2 separate regions of the Homo sapiens genome follow, and region 2 is linked to region 1. A link is a loop called in an ENCODE intact Hi-C map of the cell type or tissue named here. Cell type or tissue: mammary epithelial cell. All regions are shown on one strand. Each heading gives the region's core, and the rest is flanking DNA. Links, peaks and the distances in the headings are about the cores only. Region 1 holds the start of C1S (complement C1s). Region 2 has its middle 18 kb from the start of CD163L1.

What was found. Hi-C counts contacts between places; a loop is a spot of excess contacts. Peaks named below come from ENCODE experiments on the same cell type or tissue, not always from the same donor. Only the 100,000 strongest peaks of a DNase experiment are listed, where the experiment ranks them.
Region 2: it touches region 1 in a loop (12-fold over the local background); 2 of 110 quality-filtered maps call a loop at or near these places.

What each region holds. Positions count from the first base shown.
Region 1 is chr12:7,053,637-7,063,984 of GRCh38, reverse strand. It overlaps C1S (complement C1s), which reads right to left and starts at 3,267. Exons shown (of 12, transcript NM_001734.5): 1 at 3,108-3,267; 2 at 2,068-2,146; 3 at 1,303-1,510; 4 at 918-1,095. The coding sequence starts at 2,072. RefSeq lists enhancers at 2,679-3,178, 3,179-3,680. In mammary epithelial cell, for the core only: a CTCF peak has its summit at 3,366; a DNase peak (open chromatin) is centred at 3,444.
Region 2 is chr12:7,457,053-7,466,419 of GRCh38, reverse strand. No RefSeq gene overlaps it. Among named protein-coding and RNA genes, the nearest start is that of CD163L1, 18 kb to the right of the region's middle. In mammary epithelial cell, for the core only: a CTCF peak has its summit at 5,611 (motif pointing right); no DNase peak of the experiment used is centred there; H3K27me3 peaks cover 120 bases.

The DNA.
Region 1 (10,348 bases), core at 1-8,000:
TTGGCTCACTGCAACCTCCACATTTTCAAGCAAGTTCAAACAAGTCTCACGCCTCTACCTCCCGAGGAGCTGGGAACACAAGCACGCACCACCACTATGCCTGGTTAATTTTTCATATTTTTAGTAGAGACAGGGTTTCACCATGTTGGCCAGGCTGGTCTTGAACTCCTGGGCTCCGGTAATCCACCTGCCTCAGCCTCCCAAAGTGCTGGGATTACAGGTGTGAGCTACCATGCCCGGCCTAGGCAGCTCTTAATGTCAGAGATCCTTGACTTTTCTCATGTACAGAGCATTTCAGCTCCAGGAATGACACTCTGCAAGGTAAACATCATGACGATGCCTTCTGCAGGGAGGAATCAGTACATTCATTGCTTTATATGATGTTGGTCCTTCTGTCAAATCTAAACAATAGTTTGGCTTTATGAGATGTCCTAGCTTCATTTTAACCTAGAGAGAGATACAGAAGTACCCAGAATTTGAAGGTTTGAATGCCATATATTGAATGGGTTTAAATACTACACATTCCTTGTGTGATTCTTGGCAAGTTATTAACTTTCCTAGTCCTTATTTTCTTCATCTTTATATGGAGCAAATAATACCTACCTTGAAGGATTAAAGTGACGATTGTGTTAAAATAGGAAAAATCCCCAATCCCCAATACATACCCAGTTTATAGTGGCTCTCAACAAATTGCTGTTTATTATGTACTATGTGTTATTACCATGATCATCATCACCACTAAGATATGATCATGCATTTGAATTTCACAAAAGTGATTTATGGAGCGACCCAGGCCAAGTCAACACTTTTTATAAGAATTACGAACAGAATCCTCATTCAATGTGTTGCTCAGTGGATTTCTCATTTCTAATCTTTTAGCTGGGTCAATAAGGCACATGCAGAAGGGTGAGCCTTACCTGTGGCAACATAGTATGCAGCAAACCCCGTAAAACGCTCTTCATTGGAAAAGTCTGACTTAAAGATCACCTGGAGTTTGTTGTATGGGACTTGGAACTCTTCCACAATTGGAGAGTGGGGATTGTTACTGCTCCTCTGTCCACAGAGCCTCCCTTCTTCAGTGTCTCCTGAGATTATCTAAGAGAAGAGTCACAAAAAAAAAATCTAGGAAAGGGTAATATTTTGGTATGGAGTTAAAAGAAGGGACAGAGAGAATAGAACATTTATGCCACTAGGACTTGACTCCAGTTCACTGTGAGTACAGGTGGCACTCCCTCCCACATCCTTATTCCGCTACCTTAGCCCTAGTCTTCCATCTCTATTCTTTTTGTGCTTATAACATACCTGCACTGAGTCATACGCACAGTTCTCTGACAGCTCAATGTCCAGATGGGTGAAGTAGAGGTGAATCCCATACCCTTCAGGAACTTCTATGTCCCAAGATTTCTCTACCTCACTGGGATATGCCTGAGGATAGTTAGGGGACAGGATCTCCCCATACATGGTAGGCTCAGCATAAACCCATGCCAAAAGTGAAAACAGGACAATGCACCTGAAAAAACAGAGGCATAGATTGGCGGGTGACCAGGCACCAGTAGCCTAGGACAGAACGCGCTATTTGCCAGAGGCAGAAGAAAGGGGGAAGAAGAGAGGCAGTCAATCGGCCATGGGGGAGAATCTTAGGTCGGAATAAAGAAAAGGCCCAGGTCAAACCAAAACCCAGGCTTCAGACAAGAGCCCTTTTTTTTTTTTTTTTGAGACAGGTTCTCACTCTGTCACCCAGGCTGGAGTGCAGTGGTGCGATCTCAGGTCACTGCAGCCTTGACCTCCCGCGCTCAAGTGATTCTACCACCTCAGCCTTTTGAGTAGCAGGGACCACAGGTGACACGCATGACGCTGGGCTAATTTTTTTTTTTTTTAATAGAGACAGGGTCTCCTTATGTTGCCCAGGCTGGTCTCAAAGTCCTGGGCTCAAGCAATCCTCCCGCCTCAGCCTCCCAAAGTGCTGGGGTTACAGGTGTGAGCCATCATGCCTGGCCCTTGAGCGCTTTTCTTGAGAAGATGAAGGGAATGGAGTCTGTGTCATCTCAGGGACCCTTGATCACTTACCACATCTCTGGCGATTTGTCCACCCTGGTGAGCTGCCTGTCTCTTGGTCCTGGCTTTCTGCACCTCCGGACTTTGGAGCCTAAGGGGTGGCAGGCCTGGCTGTATTTGTCTGACAAACACAAGCACCTTCTTTGGTGGTGCGGCGTCACCTGGGGCTCAGTGTCACCTTCAAAGGTATAACACACAGGGCCATATCACCAACATCCCCACATGGCACCGTGCCCCTCACACCCTCCCTAGTTAACTTCGACTAACTTTCTAGACTATAGCTAAATTGTATCCTTCCCTCATTGCTTCTCTAGACTTTCTCCTAATTTTTCTCCAAAGGAATCGAGTACTTTCTCCCAGTTTTCTTCTTCCTCTATTGTCCTCCACCAGCCCCACCCCCGCGGTATCAGTCTCTCTCCTGCCCTCAAGAACGATGCTCCCATTTCCACTCAGGTTTTCAACAGTCTTGGCGCATCATGATCATCCATGTAGGACAGCCCCTCTTCTTTAACCGTGATCACCTCATCTCCTCAAGCAGCCCTGTCTGCTGTTTATCATTGCGTGCATCTCCGCTGATGCTCCCAACGCCCACCGATGGAGGCAGGAGCTTCTTTCACTAGGGGAAGGCAGGGACCCTGGGACAAGCGGTCTGAGAAGGAAGTGCTGCCCCACTGATACAGGGTTGTGCGAGGAAGGAGAAAAGGGACAGCCAAATGACAAGGAACATAAAAACTTCCTACATTCGTTTTCCAGAGTTTGTTTGGAGTTTGTCCCTGCCCCCCACCGCCAACTTACTGAAAATACAAGCTATCTCCCCACAGTTCCTAGTAAAGGGTTGCTAAAATTGCTTTAACCCTGAAAACAGTGGTAGGTAAGGGGGTGAAGTAGGGGTGGATGGGGTGAGCCTAAGAGAAATAGGTTGTCTATATTCTGCCTTTTTTTATGCTGCCTTTGTCAGCCCTCTATCATTGCCCCAAGCCCTCCTACGTGAAGTTTTCTGCCTTTCCTTTTTCCTCCATCAAAGCTCTGCTCCTCGTTTGTAAGGATTTTACCTTCAGAAGCTGGTAGGAGCAAGTGGGTCAGTTCCCTCTCTCCTGCCAGTGGGCATGCTGGGCAACCCCTCTGGCCCCCAGGGACAGCAGCACAGGGCCTTGACGCTCCCTCTGCAGGAACCTCCGGCCAGCCTCCCTGTCCTGGTTCTGTTCATAAGATTCCCTACCCGAGTGTGCATGTCTGAAATTCCCTGATCTAAACAGAGGGGGCTGGGAGACCATGACTTAGGGAAACTCAGCCTTGATCTTGGAGCTCCCTCTGCTTTTGAAACAAGGACAGCGTCCTCCTCCCAGGCCAGAGAGCCCTCTATCCAGGGCTCCAGCGGGGAAAGGAGGAATGGGGAATTTCACCGATTGCTTAATGCTATTTTTCAGCCAAAGGGTGTGTTTCTGAGTTTTCGGGAAAGTCAAGTGATTTCTGGGAAAAGGCGGGGATTGGTACCAGGGGAAATAACCAAACCCAGAAAGTCCAGCCCTCCAAATGTGTGTGAATCATGAATTAAGGGAAAGTAGTTATCAGAAATGTAAGTCATCTCTGCTTTAAAGCAAATGTAATGGTTGATAATGACTTAACACCAAGACCCAAGGTGGTATGGCGTGAGGCTTCCTCTTCATAACATCCCTCCACATCCCTTCCAAACATCGAAATTCTACCCCACAACCAAGCCCCCTTTCAGATCCAACCCAGACTCCCTTATCCATAACCCTTGAAGCCAGGTGTGTTTTGAAATTTTATAGATTTTTTTAGGCTATGTAGTCCATGGACCCAATATTAGGTAACACCTCCTCCTCTCCCTCCCTTTATGGACCAGGATAACCCCCTATTAACAAACATTAAGATTTCTGCAGCTAAACACATTGATCTTACGGTAAATGGATAACTAAAGATTACAAATCACATCAGTTCGGGTCAGGTTTTGCTGCCAAATTGAGTTTTAGTCCCAAACTTGAAAACAAACAAACAAAAAACAATAGCCAGGTATTGTGACACACGCCTGTAGTCCCAGCTACTCAGGAGGCTGAGGCAAGAGGATCACTTGTGCCAGGGAGGTCGAGGCTGCAGAGGGCACCACTGCACTCCAGCCTGGGCAACAGAATGAGATCCCATTACAAAAAAAAGACAGAGACTTTGTTTTCAGAGTCCTTTGGATTTTAGAATTGCAGACAAGGGACTGAGGGGCAGTGCCACTCCACAGAGCCTTCCCTGATCTCAGCTCCCCTTTATGCCCCTTTAGTTGGCTTAGCACTGGGCCTGGAGTCAGAAGATAGGCTCATGTCCCAGCTCTGCTCCTCACCAGTGGTGATGTCTTAGGCTCATCACCTAACTTCCTAGTTTCTTTTTTTTTTTAAACCTGGCTCACTATTGACAGACCTAGTTTCTTCAAATATAAAACAGAAATCCTATCAGTTCTGCCTACCCTACATGACTATCAGATGGACCTAATGAAATAATTCGAGTGAACAAGCTTTGCACACTATGGTACCTAATAAATGTGCATGTTAAAAGGAAGAGAATCATGAGCCCGTAAGGTCTCGGAAGACAGGTGCTGGGTCTGATCCGTCTTGGTATTGTCCGCCATGTCTAGCAGTGTCATGCAGAACACAGATGTGTATGCAACCATCTGTGACTCCCCTGGCTGCCCAGCATTCAAACTGCTTTGCCACATTAGAGGAGTTCCCCATGATATCAGTCTTGGGAACAGAGCCGACCTCCCAAGAAAGAAGACACAGGCACAAGAAGTGTGTCACCCCCACCTCCAGCAGCTCTGGAGCAGGCTAATTTGTAATCACCCGAAGGGTTCTTCCTGCCTGCTGCGTAGACAAAACCAATTCACTGAGACCATGGTATTGCAGTAGAGAAAGAGTTTAACAACACAGAGCTAGCCAAGTGAAAGGATGGGAGTTTATTTCTCAAATCAGTCCCCACAAGAACTCAGAGGCTAGGGTTCTTAAGGAGAATTTGGTGGGCGGTAAGAGCAGAGAATGGGTGCTACTGATTCGTTGGGGATAAAATCATAGGAGTGTAGAAAACAGACCTTGTGCACTAAGTCCACCTCTGGGTGGGGGTCACAGGACCAGTTGAGTCATGAATCATTTCAGAATGCAAAAGTCTGAAAAATATCTCAGAAGACCAATATTTGGTTTTACAATAGTGATGTTATCTATAGGAGCAATTGGGGAAGTCACAGATCTTGTGACCTCTGGCCGCATGACTCCTGAGCAGCAAAGGATTATAGAAAGGCAAGCTAGGGGTCAATGGCTGGTCATCGGTTAGCTACACCCACATCTTAGCAAAATTCAAGCCCCTCCCATAATCCTAATCTTGTGGCCTTTCATTAGTTTTACAAAGGCAGGTCCCTGAGCTAGGAGGGGGTTCATTTTAGGGAGGGACTAATATCATCTTTGCTTCAGAGTTAAACTGTAAACTAAATTCCTCCCATGGTTAGCTTGGCCTATGCCCAGGAATGAGTGAGGACAGCCAGCCTGTGAGGGTAGAGGCAAGATGGAGTCACCCATGCTAGACTTCCCTCACTGTCATCATCTTTGCAAAGGCAGTTTCACATGCACACACGTTCCATTCATCAGAGGCCCAGGCTTTCAATCCAGAGCCAGTAATGCCAGGAAGCAGGGACCCTAGAGCCTGTAGGGACAGTGGTGGCCACAGCAAGATCACAGAGGAGGTAGAGTTCTCAGCAGCACCCAGCATCCAGCCCCAGTGGGTAAGCATTGCAAGCCGAAGCATCCAGGCCATGGTCAAAGAAGTGGCAGCAGCGGCAGCCAGGTTCTGACCATTGTCCCTGCTGGGAAGCTTCCACAATGGCTCTGTAGCTCCCCTGGAATTTCCATGAGCAATCCAGGGTCCCTTTAATAAATTCATCTTCTGCTAAACTCAGCCAGAGTTGGTTTCTACTGCTTGCAACTAAAAATAATGGCTGATACAACACGCTCAGTGAGTATCTGAGGATTGGTTGATTGAATGTGCCAAAGTGAATTCAAACCATTCATTACCTTTCATTTTAGCCGTGTGACCTTGAAAAAGTTACTATGCCTCTCTGAGCTCCAGCTTTATCAGGTGTAAAATGGGAATAATAGCACCTACTTCAGACACAGCTATCACTGTCAGGGCCCATTGTGGCCAAGATTAAACAAAATAACGTATGCTAAGCATTCAGCATATACCTGGTACTCAGTAAGCTTTTAACAAATAACAAACCATATTAACTTCTCCAAACACCAAACACGGCAGCAGTAGCAGCAGCTTCCTCCCCATCAAGAGCATGCTTCAGTTAATACCAAGGAAAAGAGGACGCCTTATCAATGTGTCCAGGGTTCCTTCTCCTTTTCCTTGGAGCTCAACACTGCCCGATCTTGCCAGAAAAGTTAGACTCTCCTATCCTCACCTGTGTTTTATGTTCATTTCTGCAATTTTGCCACGAAATTGAAATACATTGCCAGGAGCAGTGGCTCACACCTGTAATCCCAGCAACTCAGAAGGCTGAGGCGGGAGGATCGCTTGAGGCTGGGAGTTCAAGACCAGCCTAGGCAACATAGGGAGACCTCATCTCTACAAAAAAGTTTAAAAATTAGCCATCCTGTGGTCCCAGCTACTCAGGAGGCTGAGAGGCAGGAGGATTGCTTGAGCCCAGGAGTTCAAGCCTGCAGTGAGCTATGACCACAGCATTGCACTTCAGCCTGGGTGCTCCGTTTCCCACCTCAAATTTCATTGGTCAGGCATAGTGGCTCATGCCAAAGTGCTGTAATCCCAGCACTTTGGTAGACCAAAAAGAGAGGATCACTTGATGCCAGGAGTTCAAGACCAGCCTGGGGAACATAGCAAGATTTCATCTCTACAAAAAGTCAAAAAATTAGTCAGGCATAGTGGCACGCACTTGTAGTCCCAGCTACTCAGGAGGCCAAGGGAGGAGGATAACTTGAGCCCAGGATTTTGAGGCTGCAATGAGCTATGATCACACCACTGCACTCCAGCCTGGGCAACAGAGTGAGACCCTGTCTCAAAAATAAATAAAATAAAATTTCATGCAGCCATGTTATCTAAGTAGCTATCGGAGATCCACAATGAGATTAAATGATGGTATTAAGAAGCTCCAACAAGGGATTGCCAACAATAAAGGTTTTGAACAACAAATAACCCTCCCATTTTCAAATTTGAACAACAAATAACCCTCCCATTAATCAAACTCCAAAATTAAAGTTCAAATCCCATTGCAAACTGAAACTATGACATTAAAGTCAAAAGTAATTGAAGCCCAAAGTGTCTATGTTAAAGTCACAAAACTATCAGTTCCAATTTGTGTTCTGTTTAATCCCAGCTAGTGGGTTTCCAATCCCTGGGCAGAGCTGTGGTCCCTTCCGAAGCTGCGGCCTGGGCTGGAACAGGTTAGTTCCTCCAAGGCTTCAAAGACTGAGTTCTGAGGCAAACCTTCCATGAGTCTGTTTTTAAAATTCCAGAAAGTTAATGAGACACAAGAATATTGCAACACCAGCCCCACAACCACAAAATTTAGAAAATGAGCTATCCCCAGACCCCAAGACAATCATCCCAAGCAAAATTAAAATTGTATTTCCAGAAACCACCACTTAATGTCACCAAAATCTGAAGAAGAAATTCAGTGGTATCTGAGGGCAACAGAAAAGCTTAAGCTTAGTTTAAAACCTTACCTTGAGGCCAGTCGATTTATGCCAGTTGTTCAGAATCCATGTCCTGTGGGCCAGGTGTGGTGGCTCACACCTGTAATACCAATACTTTAGGAGGCCAAAGCAGGAGGGTTGCTTGAGTTCAGGAGTTTGAGATCAGCCTGGGCAACATGGTGAGACCCTATCTCCACAAAAAAAAGAAAGAATGCCAGGCATGCTAGAGCATGTCTGTAGTCCCAGCTACTCAGGAGGCTGAGGTGGGAGGATCACTTGAGCCCTGGAGGTCAAGGCTGCAATGAGCTGTGATCACACCACTGCACTCCAGCCTGGGCAATAGAGTGAGACCCTGTCAAAAAAAAAAGTCTATGTCCTGTGAACTTAAACACCATTGGAAGAAAACATGTAGAAAAAGGTTAATTGGGCATTTTGTACTTGCCATATCGGGATCCTCGTAGGTGGAACTTCTAAATTTGCATCCCCTCCCACCATCTCCTGACCTTGTCCCCATGAGCCCCAAGCTGTGGGCTCTTCAGTGCCTTGTTAGTTGGTGAGCTCTCCCTAGTTAGAACTCTAGCAGCCTCCATGATATTAAAAAGGACAGACATTTCCATCGTGTGCCTCTTTTATGACTTCTGCCACTCCTCTTTTTTGGACTCACTAAGACCTAAAAAGCCTTCTTCCTAAGGAGGGCTTTCCCCACACCCTCATGTTCATTTCAGCTGAAGGCAGCACCCTCAGCAGACTTTTGAACTGAGGTTGTTACTAGGTGTCACTCCCGGGTGGGTGGTCATCCTGTCTTGTTTTCTCTGTTCTCTGTGGGTCGAGTTGTTTTCTTGATGAATGCCAATGCATGTACCTTCTGCTCATTGGGAAGGGCTGTCTGGCCTGGGATTCCAGCACAACCACCACGCCCTTACCTGGCCCCTTTAATCAGAGGCAGCCCAACAGTTAAAGGAGCACCCACGCACAGAGAAAAGAAAGAACCAATGCAGGAACTCCAGCAACTCCAATGGCCAGACTGTCCTATGTCCACCAAACAACCTCACTAGTTCTCCAACAAGGGTTCTTAATGAGGCTGAGTTGGCTGAAATGACAGAAATAGAATTCGGAATATGGATAGGAATGAAGATCATTGAGATTCAGGAGAATGGCAAAACCCAATCCAAGGAAACTAAGAATCACAATAAAATGATGCAGGACCTGACAGATGAAATAACCAGTAAAAAAGAGAACCTAACTGATCTGATAGAGCTGAAAAACACACTACAAGAATTTTACAATGCAGCCGGGCACAGTGGCTCATGCCTGTAATCCCAGCACTTTGGGAGGCTGATGCAGGTGGACCACTTGAGGCCAGGAGTTCAAGACCAGCCTGGCCAAATAGTGAAACGCTTTTTCTACTAAAACTGCAAAAATTAGCTGGGCATGGTGGCATACGCCTGTAATCCCAGCTACTCAAGTGGCTGAGACATGCCAATCATTTGAACCTGGGAGGTAGAGGCTGCAGTGAGCCAAGATCATGCCACTGTACTCCAGTCTGGACAACAGAGTGAGATTTTGTCTCAAAAACAAAATAAAATAAAAAATAAAAGAATTTCACAATGCAATAACAAGTATTAACAGCAGAAGAGACCAAGCTGAGGAAAAAATCGCAGAACTTAAAAATTGGCACTCTGAAATAAGATAGCCAGACAAAAATAAAGAAAAAAGAAGGAAAAGGAATGACAAAACTCCTGAGAAATATGGGATTATGTAAAGAGGCCAAATCTACAAATCACTGGCATCCCCGAAAGGGATGGGGAGAAAGTGAACAACTTGGAAAACATATTTCAGGATATTGTCCATGAAAATTTCCCCGACCTCCCTAGAGAGGTCAACAGTCAAATTCAGGAAATACAGAGAACCCCTGCAATATTCTACACAACGAGATCATCCCCAAGACATATAATCATCAGATTTTCCAAGGTCAAAATGAAAGAATGTTAAAGGCAGCTAGAGAGAAAGGGCAGGTCACCTACAGAGGGAGCCCCATCAAGCTAATAGATTTCAGCAGAAACCCTACAAGCCAGAAGAGATTGGAGGCGTGTATTCAACATTCTTTTTTTTTTTTTTTTTTTTTTTTTTTGAGACGGAGTCTGGCTCTGTCGCCCAGGTTGGAGTGCAGTGGCGCGATCTCGGCTCACTGCAAGCTCCGCCTCCCGGGTTCATGCCATTCTCCTGCCTCAGCCTCCCGAGTAGCTGGGACTACAGGCGCCCACCACTACGCCCGGCTAATTTTTTGTATTTTTAGTAGAGACGGGGTTTCACCATGTTAGCCAGGATGGTCTTGATCTCCTGACCTCGTGATCTGCCCGCCTCGGCCTCCCAAAGTGCTGGGATTACAGGCACAAGCCACTGCGCCCGGCCTCAACATTCTTAAAGAAAAAAAATCTTCAACCAAGAATTTCATATCCAGCCAAACTAAGCTTCCTAAGCAAAGGATAAATAAGATCCTTTTCAGATCAGCAAATGCTGAGAGTTTGTTACCATCAGACCTGCCTTACAAGAGGTCCTGAAGGGAGCACTAAATATGCAAAGGAAAGGCC
Region 2 (9,367 bases), core at 1,359-9,358, 400 kb before region 1:
ATGTTATTTGCTTCTTTTCTCTTGCTGCTTTTAGGATACTTTGTCCTTGAACTTTGAGAGTTTGATTATTTTGTGTCTTGAGGTAGTCTCATTTGAATTGAATCTCCTTGGTCTTCTTTGAGCTTTATGTACCTGGGTATTCAAATCTTCCTCTAGGTTTGAAAAGTTGCTATTTCTTTGAATAAAACTTCTTCACTGATCTCTTATTTTACATCCTTTTTAAGGCCAATAACTCTTAGATTTGCCCTTTTGAGGGTATTTTCTAGAACTTGTAGGTGTTTTCACTCCTTTTAACTCTTTTTTTCTCCTTGGACTCTGTCTTTTTAATATAGCTATTTTCAAGCTCACTAATTCTTTTTTTTCTTTACGTCTTCTAAAAAAATGGGATACATGGGCAGAATGTGCAGGTTGGTTACATAGGTATATGTGTGCCATGGTGGTTTGCTGTAACTATTGACCCATCCTCTAAGTTCCCTCCCCTGACTCCCCACCTCCCAATAGGCTCTGATGTGTGTTGTTCCCCTCCCTGTGTCCATGTGTTCTCAATGTTCAACTGCAACTTATGAGTGAGAACATGTATTGTTTGGTTTACTGTTCCTGTGTTAGTTTGCTGAGGATGATGGCTTCCAGCTTCATCCATGTCCCTGCAAAGGACATGAACTCATTCCTTTTTATGGCTTCATGGTATTCAATGGGGTAAATGTGCCACATTTTCTTTATCCAGTGTATCATTGATGAGCATTTGGGTTGGCTCCAAGTCTTTGCTATTGCAAATAGTGCTGCAATAAACATACCTGTGCATGTGTCCTTATAGTAGAATGATTTATATTCGTTTGGGTATATATCCAGTAATGGGATTGCCGGGTCAAATGGTATTTCTGGTTCTAGATCCTTGAAGAATCACCATACTGTCTTCCACAATGGTTGAACTAATTTACATTCCCACCAACAGTGTAAAAGTGTCCCTCACCAGCATCTATTATTTCCTGACTTTTTAATAATTGCCATTCTGACTGGCATGAGATGGTATCTTATTGTGGTTTTGATTTGCATTTTTCTGATGAACAGTGATGTTGAGCTTTTTTTATGTTTGTTGGCAGTGTAAATGTCTTCTTTTGTAAGCTCATTAATTCTTTATTCTGCTTGATCAATACTGCTGAGAGACACTGTTGTATTTTCCAGCTTGTCAATTGAATTTTTCTGCTCCAGAATATCTGCTTTGTTTTTTAAATTATTTAATATCTTTGTTAAATTTCTCTGATAGAATTCTGTACTTCTTTTCTGTGTTATCTTGAAGTTTGTTGAGCTTCTGAAAGACAGCTATTTTTAATTCCATGTCTGAGAGGTTGCATGTCTCCATCACTCTAGAATTAATCACTGGTGCCTTATTTAATCTACTTAATGAAATCACATTTTCCTCAATGTTCCTGATGCTTGCAAACATTCACTAATGTCTAGACATTGCAGAGTTGATTGTTTATTTCAATCTTCACAATCTGGGCTTGTTTTTATTCATCCTTTTTGAAAGGGCTTTTAAATAATTCAAATTAGAAATTAAGACAGAGAAATTCACCCAAAGCCATACAGTTACATGGAAATTGAATAACATGATCCTGAATGGCTTTTGGGTAATGAAATTAAGGCAGAAATCAAGAAGTTCTTTGAAACTAATGAGAACAAAGATAAATATACCAGAATCTCTGGGACACAGCTAAAGCAGTGTTAAGAGGGAAACTCATAAGACTAAATTCCCATATCAAAAACTTAGACCGATCTCGTTAACAACCTAATATCACAACTAAAAGAACTAGAGAACCAAATGCAAACAAACTCCAAAAGTAGCAGAACACAAGAAATTACCAGTCAGTGCTGAACTGAAAAAAATAGAGACATGAAAGAACATCCAAAAAATCCAGAAATTCAGGGGTTGGCGTTTTGAAAAAATTAATAAAATAGACCACTAGCTAGACTAATAAAGAAGAAAAGAGAGAGGATTCAAACATACACAGTCAGAAATGATAAGGGGGATATTACCACTGACCCCACAGAAATACAAACAACCATCAGAGAATATTATGAACACCTCTATGCACATAAACTAGAAAATCTAGAAGAAATGGATAAATTCCTGAACACACAACACCATCCCAAGACTGAACCAGGAAGAAATTGATTTCCTAAGCAGACCAATAATGAGCTCTGAAATTAAGGTAGTAATAAATAGCCTACCAAACAAAAAAAAAAAAAAAAAGCCCAGCACCAGAGGGATAGAGGGATTCACAGCTGAATTCTACCAGCTGTGCAAAGAAAAGATGGTACTATTTATATTGAAACTATTACAAAAAATTGAGGAGAAGGAACTCCTTCCTAACTCATTCTATGAAGTTAGCATCATCCTGATACCAAAAACTGGCAGAGATACAACAAAAAGAGAAAACTTCAGGCCAATATCCTTGATGAACATCGATGCAAAAATCCTCAACAAGATACTGGCAAACTGAATCCAGCAGCACATCAAAAAGCTTATCCACTACGATCAAGTAGGCCTCATCCTTGTGATGCAAGATTGCTTCAACATATGCAAATCAATAAATGTGATTCATCACATACACAGAATTAAAGACAAAAACCACATGATTATATCAATAGGTGCAGAAAGGACTTTCAATAAAATTCATCATCGATTTATGCTAAAAACTGTCAATAAACTAGTTGTTGAAGGAACATACCTCAAAATAATAAGAGCCATCTATGACAAACCCACAGCCAACATCATACTGAATATGCAAAAGCTAGAAGCATTCACCTTGAAAGCCAGCACAAGACAAGGATGCCCTCTCTCACACTCCTATTCAACATAGTATTGGAAGTTCTGGCCAGGCCAATCAGGCAAGAGAAAGAAATAAAGCGCATCCAAACAGGAAGAGAGGAAGCCGAACTATCTCTGTTTGCAGGCGACATAATCCTATATCTACAAAACCCCATAGTCTCAGCCCAAAAGCTTCTTACACTCATAAATATCTTCAGCAAAGTCTCAGGATACAAAATGTGCAAACATCATTAGCATTCTTATACACCAACAACAGTCAAGCAGAGAGCAAAATCAGGAACACAATTATCATTCAGAATTGCCACAAAAAGAATATAATGCCTAGGAATTCAGCTAACCAGGGAGGCGAAAGATCTCTACAAGGAGAACTACAAACCACTGCTTAAAGAAATCAGAGATGAAAGAAACAAATTGAAAAACATTCCATGCTCATGGATAGAAAGAATCAATATTATTAAAATGGCTATAGTGCCTGATATGGTTTGACTCTCTGTCCCCACCCAAATCTCACCTTGGATTGTAATAATCCCCACGTGTCAAGGGTGGGACCAGGTGGAGATCATTGAATCATGGGGGCAGTTTCCACCATGCCGTTCTGATAATGAGTGAGTCTCTTGAGAGCTGATGGTTTTATAAGAAGCTTCCCCCTTCACTCTGCTCTCATTCTCTCCTGCCATCCTGTGAAGAAGGATGTATTTGCTTCCCCTTCCACCATGATTGTAAGTTTCCTGAGGCCTCCCCAGCCATGCAGAACTGTGAGTCAATTAAACCTCTTTTCTTTATAACTTACCCAGTCATGGGCAGTTCTTTATAGCAGTGTGAGAATGAACTAAAACAATGCCCAAAGCAATTTATAGTTCAATGCTATTTCTGTTGAACCACCATTGACATTCTTCACAGAACTAGAAAAAAACTATTTTGAAATTCATATGGAACCAAAAAGGAGTCTGAATAGCCAAAGCAATCCTAAGTAAAAAGAATGAAGCTGGAGTTATCACGCTACTTGGCTTTAAATTATACTACAGGGATACAGTAACCAAAACAGCATGATACTGGTATGAGAACAGACACATAGACTGATGAAACAGAATAGAGAACCCAGAAATAAGACCACACACCTACAACTATCTGATCTCTGACAAACCTGATAAAAACAGGCAATGGAGAAAGGATTCCCTATTCAATAAATGGTGCTGTGGCCAGGTGTGGTGGCTCAGGCCTCTAATCCCAGCACTTTGGGAGACCGAGGTGGGTGGATCACTTGAGGTCAGGAATTCGAGGCCGGCCTGGCCAATATGGCGAAACCTTGTCTCTACAAAAGATACAAAAATTAGCCAGGTATGGTGGCAGGTGCCTGTAATCCCAGCTGCTTGGGAGGCTGAGGCACGAGAATTGCTTGACCCCAGGAGGCAGACATTGCAGTGAGCCAAGATCGCACTACTGCACTCCAACCTGGGCAACAGAGTGAATCTCTGTCTCAAAAAAAAAAAAAAATGGTGCTGGGATAACTGGCTAGTCATATGCAGAAGATTGAAACTAGACTCCTTCCTTACACTATACACAAAAATTAACACAAGGTGGATTAAAGATTTAAATGCAAAACCCAAAACTGTAAAAACCCTGAAAGACAACCTAGGCAATAGAGTTCAGGACATGGGCAGGGCAAAGCTTTCATGATGAAGATGCCAAAAGCAATTGCAACAAAAACAAAAACAGACAAATTGAATCTAATTAAAGAGCTTCTGCACAGCAAAATAAACTATCAAGAGAGTAAACAGACAACCTACAGAATGGGAGAAAAATTTTGCAAACTATGCATCCAACAAAGGTCTAATATCCAGCATCTATAAGGAACTTAAATTTACAAGAAAAAAACAACCCCATTAAAAAGTGGACAAAGGACATGAACAGAGACTTCTTAGTAGAAGATGTACATGCAGCCAACAGGCATATGAAAAAAGCTTGATATCGCTGATCATTAGAGAAATGCAAATTAAAGCCACAATGAGATACCATCTCACACCAGTCAGAATGACTATTATTAAAAAGTCAAAAAATAACGGATGCTGGCAAGGTTGTGGAAGGAAAAGAATGCTGTTGGTGAGGGTGTAAATTAGTTTAGCCATTATGGAAGACAGTGTGGCGATTCCTCAAAGACCTTAAAGACAGAAATACCATTTGACTCAGCAATGCCGTTACTTCGTATATACCCAAGGAATATAAGTCATTCTGTTATAAAGACACATTCACGTGTATGTTCACTGCAACACATTCACAACGGCAAAGACACGTAATCAACCTAAATGCTCATCAATGGAAGACTGGATAAAGAAAATGTGATACGTATACACCAAGGAATTCTATGCAGTGAGACTAAGTCCTTTGCAGGGACATTATTCTTGGCAAACTAAGTCAGGAACAGAAAACCAAATGCCACGTGTTCTCACTTACAAGTTGGAGCTAAATGATGAAAACACACGAACACATAAAGGGGAGCCACACACACTGGGTTTTTCGGAAGGTAGAAGGTGGGAAGAGGGAGAGGATCAGGAAAAATAACTAATGGGTACTAGGCTTAATACCTGGGTGTTAAGGGTAGGCTATTGGGTGATAAAATAAGCTGTACAACAAGCCCCCATGACACAGCTTTATCTATGTAACAAACCTGCACATGAACCCCTGAACTTAAAATAAAAGTTAAACAAAAAAAAGAGACAGAGAATTCAAATGGGTTTGAGTGTTGTTACCTAAGCCTGTGGTCATGGCAGCCTCTCAGCACTAGGGGGAACCCTAAGCCTCAGAATGCTACAATTTTTGCAGACTCAGATACACAGCCTTGGTGGACTTGGGGAAGATAAAAGAGAGTTCCCTGGGTTCCCAGGTGGATTCTCTTGCTCTCTTTCTTCAGTTTTCCCCAAGCAGGAGTCTCTTTCTATGCTGGGCTGTCTGGAGCTGTGAAAGGCATGATTCAGGCACTCTCATGGCCACCACAGCTGGCACCACACTGAGTCACACCTGAGGCCAATGGCCTTCCAGACCGACACAGTACTTGGGCTTACCCAAAGTCTGCGGACACTACTACCTGGCTACCACTGATGTTTATTTAAGACCCACCGCTACCTTTAGTCAGCAGCTGGGGAATTCTGCTAGGGCTGGGTCTGTCCCACCAGAACAGTGGATTCCCTTTTGGCCTGGGGTGGGCCTAGAAATGCTATTCAGGAGGAAAGTCTTGGAACTGAGATCGTCAAGAATCTGCCTGGTGCTTTATTTTACTGTGGCTCAACAGGTACCTGAGTTGCCAAAGTCCTCCATATTCCTCCATCTTCTTCCCCGAAAAGGAAGGAGTCTCTCCACATACTGCAGTGTCTGGAGTTGAGGGAGAGGTGATGCAGGCACTCCCATGGCCACACAGCTGGTGTCACACTGTCATATTCCAAGCCCACTGCCTCCAAGACCAGTACAGCACCAAGGCTTGCCCAAAGACTGCCGTCACTGTGGCCTGACTGCCACTTGAATTTATTAGAGGTCCCAGCCATTGTAGTCAGCCAGTGGTGAAGCTGGCTGGGACTCAGTTTTCTTCCATTGGGATGAAGGATTCCCCTCTGGCCCAGTGCTGGTCCAAATGGGCACTGGCAGAATGCTGCCTGGTGTTGAGTTCCACTGTGAGAGGGTGGCACTGAGCTGCAATGCAAAGTCTCACACTCACTTCACTCTTCTTCCCCTAAGCACACAGATTTTCCCTCCATGCTGTGTTGCCTGAGGCTGGGGTTGGGTAGTGTAGACAACGCAGGACTGTCCTTTCTACCTTCTTCAGTGTCTCTTTCCTTGTGATTATGTTTAAACCAGGTACCATGACCTCTCACCTGTTTGTTCTGTTTTGTTTGTTCTTATAAATGTGCTTTCTTGCTTGGATATTTGTTCAATTTAGTGTTCCTGCAGGGGCACAATTGCTGGAGGGTTCTGTTTGGCCATATCTCCACCTCCAACCATTAAAGTCTTTAATCCATTTTGAGTTTATTTTTGTATATGGTGTTAGGTAAGGGTCACATTTCATGATTCTTGTGGATATCCAGGTTCCCCAAAACTATTTAATACAGAGACTATTCTTTCTCCATTGTGTGTTCTTGGCACCTTTATAAAAAGTAAATTGACCATATTTCTTGGCTCTCTGTCCTGTTCCTCTGACCAACGTGTCTGTTTTTATGCCAGAACCACTCTGTTTTAATTACTATAGCTTTGTGATCAATTTTGATGTTAGGTACTATGATGCCTTTAGCTTTTTTATTTTTGCTCATGATTGCTTTGGCTATTGGAGGTCTTTTGTGGTTCCATTCAAATTTTAGAATTGTTTCTATTTCTGTGAAATTTTGATGGGATCACATTGAGTCTGAAGATTGCTCTGGGTAATATGGATACTTTAACGATATTAGTTCTTCCAACCTATGAACACTTGATAACTCTGCATTTATTTAAGTTGTCTACAATTTTTCATCAATGTTATTGTTTTCCATATATCGATTTTTCACATCCTTGATTAAAGTTACTCTTCATTATTTTGTTTATGGCATTGTGAATGGGGTTGGTTTCTTAATTTCTTTTTCTTTCTTTTTTTTTTTTTTTTGAGACAGAGTCTCATTCTGTTGCCCAGGCTGGAGTGCAGTGGCGTGATCTTGGCTTACTGCAACCCTCGCCTCCCAGGTTCAATCAGTTCTCTTGCCTCAGCCTCCTGAGTAGCTGGGATTACAGCTACACGCCACTACGCCCGGCCAATTTTTGTATTTTTAGTAGAGATGGGGTTTCGCCATGTTGGTCAGGCTAGTCTCGAACTCCTGACCTCGTGATCCGCCCGCCTCAGCCTCCCAAAGTGCTGGGATTACAGGCGTGAGCCACCACACCCGGCCGATTTCTTTTTCAAATAGTTTGTTGCTTGTGCTGAGAAATGTTACTGATTTTTGTGTACTAATTTTGTACTCTACAAGTTGACTGAATTTATCAATTTGAATAGTTTTTGGTGGATTTTTGTTTTTTTTGAGATAGAGTCTCACTCTGTTGCCCCGCTTGGAGTGCAGTGGTGAGATCTCAGCTCATTGCAACCTCCGCCTCACAGGCTCAAGCGATTTCTCATGCCTCAGCCTCTGGAGTAGCTGGGATTACAGGCATGCGCCACCACACCCAGCTAATTTTTGTAATTTTAGCTGAGACAGGGTTTCACCATGTTGCCCAGGCTAGTTTTGAACTCCTGGCCTCAAGCAATCCTCCCATCTCGGCTTCCCAAAGTGCTGAGATTACAGCGTGAGCCACTGCGCCTGGCCCTTTTTAGGATGTTCTATATGTAAGATAATGTCATCGGCAAACAGAAACAGTTTTACTTTTTTTCTATTTGGATGCTATTTATTTCTCTTGTCTCATTGCTCTGGCTAGACTTCCATAACTATCTTGAATAAATGTGGTGAGAGTGAACATCCTTGTATTCCTGATCTTAGAGGAAAAACTTTCAACTTTTTACCATTGAAAACACGATGATGTTACATGTAGGGTTTTCATATGTGGCCTTTATTGTGTTGAAGTACATTTTTTAATATCTAATTTACTAATAGTTCTTCTCATGAAAAAATATTGTTTGTCAAATGATTTTACTGCATCTATTGAGGTGATCATATAGTTTTTGTCTTTCATTCTGTTATTATCATGTATCACATTTGTTGACATGATATGTTCAACCATCCTTGCATCCCAGGGATAAACCCCATTTAATCATCGTGAATGATCCTATTAATGTGTTGTATTCAGTTGCTAGTATTTTGTTGAGGATATTTGCATCTATGTTCATCAGAGATATTGGCCTGTAATTTTCTTTTCTTATAGGGTTTTGTTTTTTGTTTTTTGTTTTTTGTTTTGCTTTGCATCAGGGTAATGGCTGACATTGTAAAATGGGTTTGAAAAATTTTCCTCCACTTCCACTTTTTGGAAGAGTCTGAAGAGAAGCGGTGTTAGTTTTCTTCTTCTTTAAATGTTTGGCAGTATTTCACCATGAAGCCCTCTGGTTCTGGAATTTTCATTGACAGAAGATATTTTATTATTAATTCAATTTTCTTACTCATTATTAGTCTGTTCAGTTTTTCTATTTTTTCTTGATTCAGCCTTGATTGGGTTGTACATATCTAGGAATGCATTCATTTCTTCTAGGTTGTCCAATTTTTTGGTATGTAATTGGTTATAGTAGTCTCTTGTGGTCCTTAGTATTTATGGGACATCAGTTGTAATGTCTCCTTTTTCATACCTGATTTTATTTATTTGAGTGTTCTCTCTTTTCTTCTTAGTCTAGGTAAATGTTTGTCAAATTTGTCTATCTTTTTAAAAACCAACTTAATTTTTTCAGTCTTTTGTTTTGCTTTTCTAGTCTGTTTGGTTTACTTCTGCTCTGTTATTTATTCTTTCCTTTTTGTACTTAGCTTTAGGGTTAGTTTGTTTTTCTTTTTCTAGTTCCTTGAGTTATAGCATTAGGTTGCTTATTGGAGATTTTTTTTTATGTAAATG